Linked DNA regions of Homo sapiens: region 1 is linked to region 2. A link is an interaction called in ENCODE POLR2A ChIA-PET data of the cell type or tissue named here. Cell type or tissue: PC-9. All regions are shown on one strand. Links, peaks and the distances in the headings refer to the core of each region. The heading gives the core; the rest is flanking DNA.

Region 1 (5,371 bases), core at 196-5,195, 150 kb after region 2:
GGTATGAGATTTGTCTTTGTAAAACACAGCTCAGACCATGCCTCTGTCCTGCTCGGAAGGCTTTGTGACCCCTGCGACTGGCCCTCTTCACCGCTGCTCTTTAGGCTGGTGTTTGAGGCTCACTACAGTCCACCCCTGGCTGTCCTTGCTATGTTCTCTCTCTCTGTCCCCCTCTAACCCTCTGCCCCACACCCCCCAAGCCACAGTTCCTTAGGCTTTGACATCATTGTGCCTCTGCTCACAATGTTCCCCTGCCTGGAGCAGCCTCCCGTGAGTATCACACACCCCATATTCCAAGGTCCTTCCTGCACCTAAATTTTCACAGCACTTCACATTCCTGCTCCCTGTGCACTTGCTGCTTTGAACCTTGTGTTTACCTGCGCGCATGACGGAGCGGGCACTCAGTAAACGTGATAACGAATGCATGTCCTCACTGTAAGGGCAGGGACATGTCTACATGTCTCCTCCATCTCTGAACCTCTCATCTCTCTCACATACCTATGTTTTCTTGAACACAGCAGGAACATAACACATATTTGAGAGACGCATCAGTCACCTCGTCTTGTCTGTTCTAATTTGTAAAGGTGTTTTGAATGAGTCTCCTATTTCCCTTAAGCCAGGCCACATCAACTTTCACTTGGACTGTGACAACAGCCTCTTAACAGTCTCCCCTCTTTCCATCTAAGCCCCACACAGATGACCAGAGCCATTTTTCTAAAATGAAAATCGGGTCATGTCTTTCCTCTGCTGACAACCTGTCATGAGTTCCCCAGTGCCACAAGAAAAAGCCTCAGCCTCCCTCTACAGCCTGATATCTTTTGTTTCCCCTCTTCCCCATCTCCCCCGAGGCACCTCCTTGCATTCCTCCTGAACTACCTATAATGCCACAGTAGCCCTACACTGTTTCAGACCTCTCTGTCTAGGAAACTACTGCTTCCTTTTCTTCAAATGAAACCCCCTCCTCCACTCCCTGCTCCCATCATCTGACAAGCAGGTGTCCATGCCTCCCAACCCAGTTCTGATGAAAACTTGCTCTGTGAAGGAGGAGATGGCTGACCCAGGAAGAGAAACCCGCACTAACCACACATTCACCCGATAAATGTTATTGGGCATTCTCTATGCTCCAGACACTCCCTTTAGGCAGTGCTTGTATGGTCAGGTTGCTATGGTTGCAGCCATCCCCCATATGGATATGAATGGGGTTCAAACCTGCCTCATTTCCAAGTCTGGGAGCCCTGAGGTCAGGGGCTACCATGACTCTCATCACTGAGTCCTCACACAGTGCCAGCCTGTGGGAGAACTGAAAATGAACCCCATTGTATACAGGGGAGAGGGAGGGAGGAGGTCAAGTGAGAACCAGAGTGGGACAGCTGCCAAGGTCCCACCCAGGCTGACAGGATCTCTCACATCTTATCTTACAGCCCAGGATCCTATTGATCACTAGCAAAAAGATAATTCAGCTTCTGCTGTTCTGAGGCTCCTGTGCCCTGGCTTCCATTCTCAGTGGCAAAATCCTCGGGAAATTCCCTACAACCCCCAAATTGTTGGATCAATGAACAGGTTATACAGGCTGCTGACAGCCCAGCACAGTGCAAAATGCATCTTTGTTACCATCAGGGTGGCAGGAAATAAGTTCTGGCCCTGGCTTCAAATGTGCAAACTCAATGTGTCTGTTCTTCTCTTTAAAAAAGCTTTGCCGGTGGCTGCTTTGTGCTTGGCACTGGGGACAAAGGGATAAACTAGACCGGAATCCTGCCCTGGAGAAGCGCCCCGTCTGGGGAAGCAGGCCAGTGTGTTCAAAGACACTGCCCTGAATGAGAAAGTCACTGCATGGCTAAGTCCCAAAGAGCAAGTCTCCAAATTTCCTTTTTTTAACTATTTAAAAGAAGTAAATGGAGATTTTCACTGGATGGGATAGCTTGAACAACTTTTTAAGATTTCTAGCTGCCTTTAGCTGACTGGTCTTTACTTTATCTTCAGGATAGTATTTTGAGGAATGCTCACTGGGCTCAGTTTGTGCTTGGTTCCCAGCTGCTGCAACTAGAGGGACCTGGAGTAGACAGAAGGGACCCTCTGCTAGGAGCGGGGAGTCAGTACCAGCAGACAATGGCTCCATCCAGCGGGCAGAGGGAGACTGGAGGTACAAGGGGACACACTGGGGTCAGAAGGGAGAAGACTGAGGGACAGAGAGAGAGGGGAGTTTGCTGGGGAGTGGCAGAGAGCAGGAAAGCCTTAGGGACAGAGGGGGAAATGCAGGGGCCGGAAAAGAATATGTCTAGAAGAATCCTTAATATTCCAGAACGTATTATTCTAATGTAGATATATTCTTGAAGAATACATTCTTACTCCTGAATAAGACTATATCAGTGATGTTTCCTTTTCTTAAACATATTCATGAATAACATGTTCATAAATACATTCTGGAATGTTTATATTCTAATGACTTCATTCTTCTCACATCCTTTGGTCTCGTCTTCTCTCTGCCCCTCACTCTTTCCTCCCTGCTGCTCACTCTCCCCCCTCCCACTCTCAGCCTCCCCTTCCCTTTGACCCTCAGTCTCCTCATTTTGCAGTCAGGCAGTGGCTGGGAATGGAGTGTCCTAAAGGCTTCCTCATTTGCATTTCTCATGCCTGCACTAAGACTCTAGTAGCCAGGGTTCCTCAAGCTTCTTCCTCTAGTTCTGTGTTCCTTCCCCTTGGTGTCTCCAGCATGCTAGCCCCGGGCTCCAAAGGTGTGTGTCCTAAGAATATATTGCCTTTGGTGACTTAGCCTCATTAGTCATAGAGTGTCACTTCCACAGGATCTCCCAGATCAAAGGGCAGTGAACACAGACTCCACTTCTCAAAGGAGGAGGATCAGTTTCACACTGGGACTGGCATAGGCTGGTGCAGCCATCTTTGGAAAATACCATCTTCCTCAAGTGAATATTTAAAACCAGGTATCTGCTGTTTGCTGAATATGAATCTAAAATAAAATAATACAAAAAAAAGGTGAAAGTAAGAGTAAAGAAAGAGTTATACCTGGCAAGTATCAAGCAAAAGAATGCTGGTATAGTAATTATTTTAATATTAGACAAAAGAGGTTTTAAGGATAGAGCATTACCAGGATTAAAGAGGGTCCCTAGGTATGATAAAATGTTCAAGTCAACGGAAGGATAAAACGATTCTGAATCAATACACACCCAATAGCATGTGTATATACTCACGTATATACATATACATGACAGAACACACACAGATACAGACCTGGTCGGTGCTTACTCATTCTTCCAGACTCAACACAGATCTCCAACAAACCTCCCCTCCTCTTCCAGGCGGAGTTACGATCCTTGCTCCAGGCATGTCCACTCTTTCTTCCTTCTAATAGCCCTGATCTTACTGAACACCAGACTCTAGGTCATTTTTTCTACAAGTAAATCACAGAAAGCCAGCTGGCCAAATGAAGAATTCCTCAAACCATCACTTTGCTGAATGGTTAATATCTTAGAAGCTAATTCACCAAAAGCCAAGTCATTCCAAGTTAATTCTCTAAATTTGCTTATGTCTTTTTCAACTATTATATAATTCACAGCAGTTGGTATTCGATGGGATAGGTTTTTCAAATTGTTGTAATAAAATTAAGTAGGTAAAAATACTTACAAAGTAGGTAAAAAGTATAAAGAATGATACAACAAAACGCATGCACCCAAAACCAGTTTTTTGAAGTGAACATTACTGTTACCTTTGGAACCTCCTCGGTGTTCCGCCCTGAGGAACACCCCACCCTATCACCTTCCTTCTCACCCCAGAGATAACCATTCTTCTGAATTTTCTGTGTTTTATTCCCTTGCTGTTCTTCATAGTTTTACCACATATTTTTATCCTCAAAGTGCTTTTTTTAGTTTTTCATGTTTCCTAACTTTAGGTTAAAGGAAGTGGAGAGTATGTATTTTTCTGTGACTCACTTTTTTCTTTTTTAAAAACATTATTTATATAAATTACTTTAATCGTGGCTCAAGTGATTCCAATGCCTCAGCCTCCCAAAGTGCTGGGATTACAGGAGTGAGCCTCACTTTTTTCATTCAACATTATGTTCCAGAGACTCATTCTTGTTGATGCCTAGACTTTTCATTCATTCATTTTCTTGTCTACATAGTATTGTGTTTTATGAATACATTACAATTTATCCATTGAGTGAAGGGACACTTAAATGGCTCCAGGGTTCCAGCATTGCACAGAGCATGGCTAGGAACATCCTTTTTTTTTTTTTTTTTTTTGAGACAGGGTCTTGCTCTGTTGCCCAGGCTGGAGTGCAGTGGCATGATCATGGCTCACTGTAGCCTATATCTCCTGGGCTCAAACAATCTTCCCACCACAGCCTCCTGAATAGCTGGGACCACAGGTGCATGCCGCCACGCATAGCTAATTTTTAAAAAATATTCTGTAGAGACGGGGATCTCCCTGTGTTGCCCAGGCTGGTCTCAAGTAATCCTCCCAGCTCAGCCTCCAAAGTGCTGAGATTATAGCCATGAGCCACTGTGCCCAGCCAGGAACATTCTTATATGTATGTCTTAGGGCACTCATGCTATGACATTGATTCAATTCATTCCTTACAACAACCATATGAAGTATGTATAATCAACCTCATTTTAGAGATGAAGTAATTGAAATTAAGAAAAATTAAATGACTAAAGACATGAGTCTAATAAGAGGGGCAAGACTTTGATACATTAAACCTCCCCATGTCATGAAGTTGTCTTTCAGAAGGGAAGCCTACCCATGGACCCATTCTCTAAGCAAACAGCTCCTCTCTGGGCAATTCCTGTCCCCCCTTTCCCCATCCCCTTTCTCACAGCATCCCACCAGTCTCTCCCTTCCAGCCTCATCCTTCCCTGTCCCCTTCCTCTCAATCCCTGAAACCCACCATGATTCCATTTCAAATTGACGCTGCCCATTCAGAGTTAGAACAAAGAGCCTTAATCTCCCACCCAATGTTTTCCACCTTCCCTATCACTCAGTCTTTTGTCCCCAAGCTCTGACCACTCACAAATAAAAGAGCCTTAATCTCCCACCCAATGTTTTCCACCTTCCCTATCACTCAGTCTCTTGTCCCCAAGCTCTGACCACCCACAGCTCTGCTCTACCTCTGTGATGATTCTGATAACTCTACCCAGCTTGCAGTGTATCCCTCCGCCAGGTGGAAGCTCTTTGAGCAAGGGTCTGTGCCTTTCATCTCCATTTCCCCTGCAGTTCCAGAGAACCTCTCTAGTGGTATTTAGCATGCTCTGTCTCACGTTAAAGGACCTGTTTCATTTTTCCAGATCTCTCCAGGGCCCTGCTCAGAGTCCTGCACAGACTGAGTTAACAAATATTTAATGAAAGGATCAATTCT
Region 2 (5,371 bases), core at 114-5,113:
AAGATAATTCTGGCTGCCGGGTAGAGATGGATGGAAGGGAACTGGCTAGGAGCCCTGCGGCGGGCCACCTGAGAGACGTGGTGGCTTGGGCCAGGGTGGGTGCAGGGAGGTGGAGAAGCCAGCCGGAGGAGGGATGTGTGATGGAGTGGGGGCTGCTAGGCACACACACATCCTGTGTGCAGGATCTGAGCCTGAGGCCTGGGAGGGGGCAAGGACTCCCACCTGCCTCCCCAGAGGCTCTGGAGGCTCCAGACTTGCTAATGGATAGGGGTAGGTGCGGAGACGCCAGGAGCTTGGCATGGTGTTGGGCTGTCTGACTGGGGATGCTGGAGGACCAGGTTTCAAGGGTTGCTGGAGCTTTGCAATCCGTGGTGCTGTGAAGCCCCAGAAGGAACCATTGAGTGAGCAGCCAGAGCTACGGGAGCCTGGTGCCCAGTGGGGTGGGAGCCCGAGACGTGTACTGGGTGTCGTTAGTGTCTGGGTAGACAGGGAGGCCCCAAGAAGGGGAGGATGAGCTGGTGCCAGAGGAGGAGGCCAGGGAAGAAAGAGCTTTTAGGAAAAGGAGGGCAGCAGGGCGAACGCTGCTGAGCAGTCAGGTTGAGAACTGAAACTGCCCCCGGATCTGGTGACATGGACGGAGGTCACCGGAGACCTTCCGAAGAGCCCTCTGGCCCGAGGGGGTGGAAGTCAGACTGCGGGGGCCGAGGAGGGAGTGGGAGGTGAGGAAGTGAAGTCAGCGGCAGCCGCCAGCTCCTGAGAAGTTGAGCTCTGAGTGGAGATGAGCAGTGGGGTGGGCGCTGGTAGGGAGGCAAGGCCAGAGGAGGGCTCACTCCTCAGGACACAGGGAGGAGAACAGGAGGAGAGGCCCTCCACGTAAGGGAAGGGAGAAGAGGGCCACGGGGGAGCTGAGGACTGAGTCCAGCCACAGAGCCCAACGGGCCCAGACAGGAGCAAGATCTGCCACACAACAGTCAGGGCCAGGCCTGAGCCCTGCGTTCACATCACGCTGCCTGTCCCGCAGGCCATCCATCACTCTGCAAAGGAGAAGGGCCCCAGCCGTGTGAAGGCCTTTCTACCAGTGCAAGCTGGCTCTGCCTCTAAGAGGCTGGCGTGTCCCTGTGAAAAGGGTGTCCCTGTGTGTCTGCACCCCGGGAGGCTCGCCATCCTATGCTGGTTTCTGCCCACGCACTCACTCTCTTTCCCTCTCCCCCTTGCTGGGAGCCCCTCTGGACCCTGATGTGTGTGGCAAGGGGGAACTCAGATGAACGGCAGCAACTCCTGCCCTGAGGCACCGCTGTGCCCCAGGCTCCCTGGGGTCCCAAGGCCTTGGCCCCCCAACAGCAGGAGGGGAAAGGCTGCTGTGACCTGCCCTGTTCACATCAGTCCCGCCTGGTTGGAGGATGCTCAGCCTGGGCTGCTCCAACTGTGGTCCCTTCCCAGGAAGCCCATATTGCTTGTCTTTGAGGGATGGGAAGAGGTGGCCTTGGGTGGGGGGCTATCTTGGAAGAACTGAGCAGAGCCCGTTGGAAGTTTTGATGAAGGGTGCATTCTGGGCAGGGAGACAGCAAGCCTGAGCTCTGGCCCAGGCACTGATGTGGTGGCAATGTAGCACGCCAGGTGGGTCCCTGCCCTTCCCCACGCTCAGCCTCCCTACCAGTGCAATCAGCCAGTCAGCCTCTATGGTCTCTGGGACCTTCTTGGCAATTGGCGACACCTGTGCCCCTTGCCCTCCGACCCTCTGCAGACTGCCTGCCCACTGATGGGGTGGAAGTGGGTAGGGAAGAGCACTTTGAAGTAAAATGTTATTAACTTTTCTCCCTTCCCCAACCCCATCTATATTGCCCTCAGTGAGGGACATGGGTTCTAGGGGACAGAGGACAGAGGGAAGAGACAAACCACCAAACAGGCACAAGCTCTCTGAGAATCTGCTTCACATGGCCCCCAAAATGTGGGTGCTCTTTTTATCTAAAAATTTGTCATCTGCAGAAATAGTCTGAATAGCAATAAATGCATGATAATGTTTAGCAAATCATGACCTGTAGTCAGCTCAAAATGGAAAGATTCTGCATTCTCTGCAATAGAGATAGGCTTTGCAAATCCTGGAGTGTCCACATGTTGCAATCCTGGAGTGTCCACATGTTGCAATCCAGATGCAGTCACTGCGGGTATGTTTATGGTTTTTGTTTTTTGTTTTTTGTTTTTTGAGTCAGAGTTTTGTTCTTGTCACCCAGGCTGGAGTGCAATGGCGCAGTCTCCTCTCACTGCAACCTTGGCCTTCTGGGTTCAAGCGATTCTCCTGCCTCAGCCTCCTGAGTAGCTGGGACTATAGGCACCCGCCACCATGCCCAGCTACTTTTTGTATTTTTAGTAGAGACGGGGTTTCACCATGTTGGCCAGGTTGGTCTCGAACTCCTGACCTCAGGTGATCCACCTGCCTCGACCTCCCAAAGTGCTGGGATTACAGGCGTGAGCCACCGTGCCTGGCCTACTGTGGGTATGTTTATAAAGTACTCTGAACAATACAGGAAGGTGCTCAGGACAGTGAGCTGAGGGCACAGGTCAGGATGAGAAGTGATCTGGGCCACATGACCTCACGCACGCCAAGCACATGAGAAACAGGTGTGTAGGAGCCCTGCTGAAGTGCTAACAGCAGCTACCTCCCAGGAGTAGAAAGACGGGGATTATTGAATATTCGAAGAATTCTGTATTTTCCAAGTTTTCCACACTAGGCGGGAAATACTTTTATAATCAGAAAAACGTCCAAGCTTTTTGGGAAATCTCTCTTACTCACCCAGGTCTGATGTCCACAGGTGCGGGGAGGGGCCTGGGGAAGCCTGCCTTCCCCCCACCCAGTAGGTCTCTTCGATGCCCTTCCCCTGGAAGAGAGAGGGAAGGGGATGGGAAGGTCCCTCCCCAAGCAAACCTCCTCAAGCTGAAGAGCAAGGACAAAATGTGTGATTCAACAGCTCCATGGAGAGCAGCCTAGAGCCTGGAGATTGAAATCCTGGCTCTGCTGCCTCCTAGCTGTGTGACTTTGGCCAACTTACTTTACTTCTCTGTGCCTCCATTGCCTCAGTACCTCACAAAGTTGTAAAGACTAAATAAGTTAATATTTCTCTGTTAAAGAAATAACCCAGCTGGGTGCATGGTGGCTCACACCTATAGTCTTAGCCTTTTGGGAAGCTGAGGCAGGTGGATCACTTGAGGTCAGGAGTTCAAGACCAGCCTGGCCAACATGAAGAAACTCCATCTCTACTAAAAAATACAAAAATTAGCTAGGCACAGTGGCACATGCCTGTAATCACAGCTATTCGGGAGGCCGAGGCATGAGAATCACTTGAACCTGGGAGGTGGAGGTTGCAGTGAGCCAAGATCGCGCCACTGCTCTCCAGCCTGGGAAAGAAAGAAAGAAGAGAGAGAGAGAGAGAAAAGAATCATGAGCCCTGTGATCAGCGGATCTAGAGTGCTAAGATCCCACCATCTGTGATTCTCTCCAGCCTTCACAATGGAAGGACCTGGTATGGTGGCCTCCCCTGGGGTGGGAATGCAGCTCCTGAAGGTCAGGAGCGAGGGGGCTTGAGAACATGAGGGTCGGGGCTGGCTGGGCTGGAGGTTCCATGTCCCATCCTGGGCCAGGGCTCTATGGGATGAATATTGTCCTTGGAGCCCTTGGGCCAGCCTGAAGAGCCTAAGGTTGGCATGCTGCCCTCCCCATACCTCTCTGCCCTCCGCACACCTCTCTGCCCTCCACACACCTCTCTGCCCTCCCCACACCTCTCTGCCCTCCGCACACCTCTCTGCCCTCCGCACACCTCTCTGCCCTCCGCACACCTCTCTGCCCTCCCCACACCTCTCTGCCCTCCCCACACCTCTCTGCCCTCCGCACACCTCTCTGCCCTCCCCACACCTCTCTGCCCTCCGCACACCTCTCTGCCCTCTGCACACCTCTCTGCCCTCCCCATACCTCTCTGCCCTCCGCACATCTCTCTGCCCTCCCCACACCTCTCTGCCCTCCCCACACCTCTCTGCCCTCCACACACCTCTCTGCCCTCCACACACCTCTCTGCCCTCCACACGCCTCTCTGCCCTCCACACGCCTCTCTGCCCTCCCCACGCCTCTCTACCCTCTCCACGCCTCGCTGCCCTCCCCACAACTCTCTGTGTCCCTTTCTGGCATAAGTCATCCATTCCTCAGGACGCCCAGTGTTCACCCCCCTAAATAAGACACATCTGCCCTGACTTATTCCAGCTCACTCTCCCCTAACCCCAGCCATACAGAGCAAAGGATTCCACATTTGCTGGCCTTCACGGGCTGTGTGATCATGAACAAGTTGCTGCCCGTCTCTGTGCTGCACCCTCCTGCACCGACGTTCCACAGTGTAATGAAGTGAGTCCCATATGGCACCGAATTTCTGGGACCCAGTGCATCAGGCCTTTAAGCTAGATTGCTCCGGTCTCCCTGCTAGACCTGGCTTCAGCTTAGGAATTTGAGGAAGAGGAGGTGGGGTAGGAAGAAAAGTCACTGAAAGGAATGCTGTACCATTGCCTTTATAGAATGGTAATGTTGAGAGAGAATGCACAGGTTACAGACCTTTCTCTGCCTTTGAGGTAATCATGAGCATTAACAACCCAACATTACACTGTAACAGCAGAGAACTGGCCTTGGGACTGGTGGGTACACAGAGAAGGCATGGCAGTCACTGTTTGTGGGGAAGGAGGAGGAAGATGAGTGTTCCTGGGTCAGGGTAGGCTGCAGTGAGAGGTGATGTCTGATCTGGGATTCTGAGGGATGGGCAGGAGCCCAGCAGTGCTATGGAGAAGGCACAAGCTTTGGAGCCATGAGATCTGAATTACGAGCTATGTGACTTTGACAAGCCACTCTGCCTCTTTAATTGAATTTTTTCAACTGTAAAATGGGGACAACGATGCTCCTTTCATTATTACTATGAGTGATAAATATTTTGATGTGTGTTGTACACTGGCGTGCTACACAGACAGGTCATCAGGAGAAGTGACTTCTCTGTCCTGGCCTTTCCTCTCACAAGGAGCAAGATGGCTCCCAGGAAGCAATGTTTCTTTAGAATTTGGAGAGCATAGAGGGCATGTAAAGGTGACCAGCTACATCCCCAACTTGGGCAGCCACATCAGTCAGATAAGAATCTTTCCTGCTTCCCACAGAAACTGGATCCTTGGAGACTTTTCCCACAAAGACCACAAAATTCTCTCACCTTCAGCTCAGTCTGACCTCTGATATCAATTTGGTAGCTTTCATCAAGGCTGAGCAGTATCTGGACAGTGCTTTGGCTGACATGAATTCTGTATGCTGAGAAGAAAGGCAGTCATCAGATCATCACCTGGTGACAGCATACCT

The links. ChIA-PET counts read pairs that join two places held together with the same protein. Peaks named below come from ENCODE experiments on the same cell type or tissue, not always from the same donor. Only the 100,000 strongest peaks of a DNase experiment are listed, where the experiment ranks them.
Region 1: POLR2A ChIA-PET joins it to region 2 with 7 read pairs; 2 of 35 experiments call an interaction of 5 or more read pairs at or near these places.

Annotation. Positions count from the first base shown.
Region 1 is chr11:76,836,770-76,842,140 of GRCh38, forward strand. No RefSeq gene overlaps it. Among named protein-coding and RNA genes, the nearest start is that of ACER3, 21 kb to the right of the region's middle. RefSeq lists an enhancer at 2,198-3,397. In PC-9, for the core only: no CTCF peak of the experiment used is centred there; a DNase peak (open chromatin) is centred at 2,772; H3K27ac peaks cover 655 bases.
Region 2 is chr11:76,688,813-76,694,183 of GRCh38, forward strand. It overlaps the pseudogene GUCY2EP. Among named protein-coding and RNA genes, the nearest start is that of LRRC32, 21 kb to the left of the region's middle. RefSeq lists an enhancer at 1-794. In PC-9, for the core only: no CTCF peak of the experiment used is centred there; no DNase peak of the experiment used is centred there.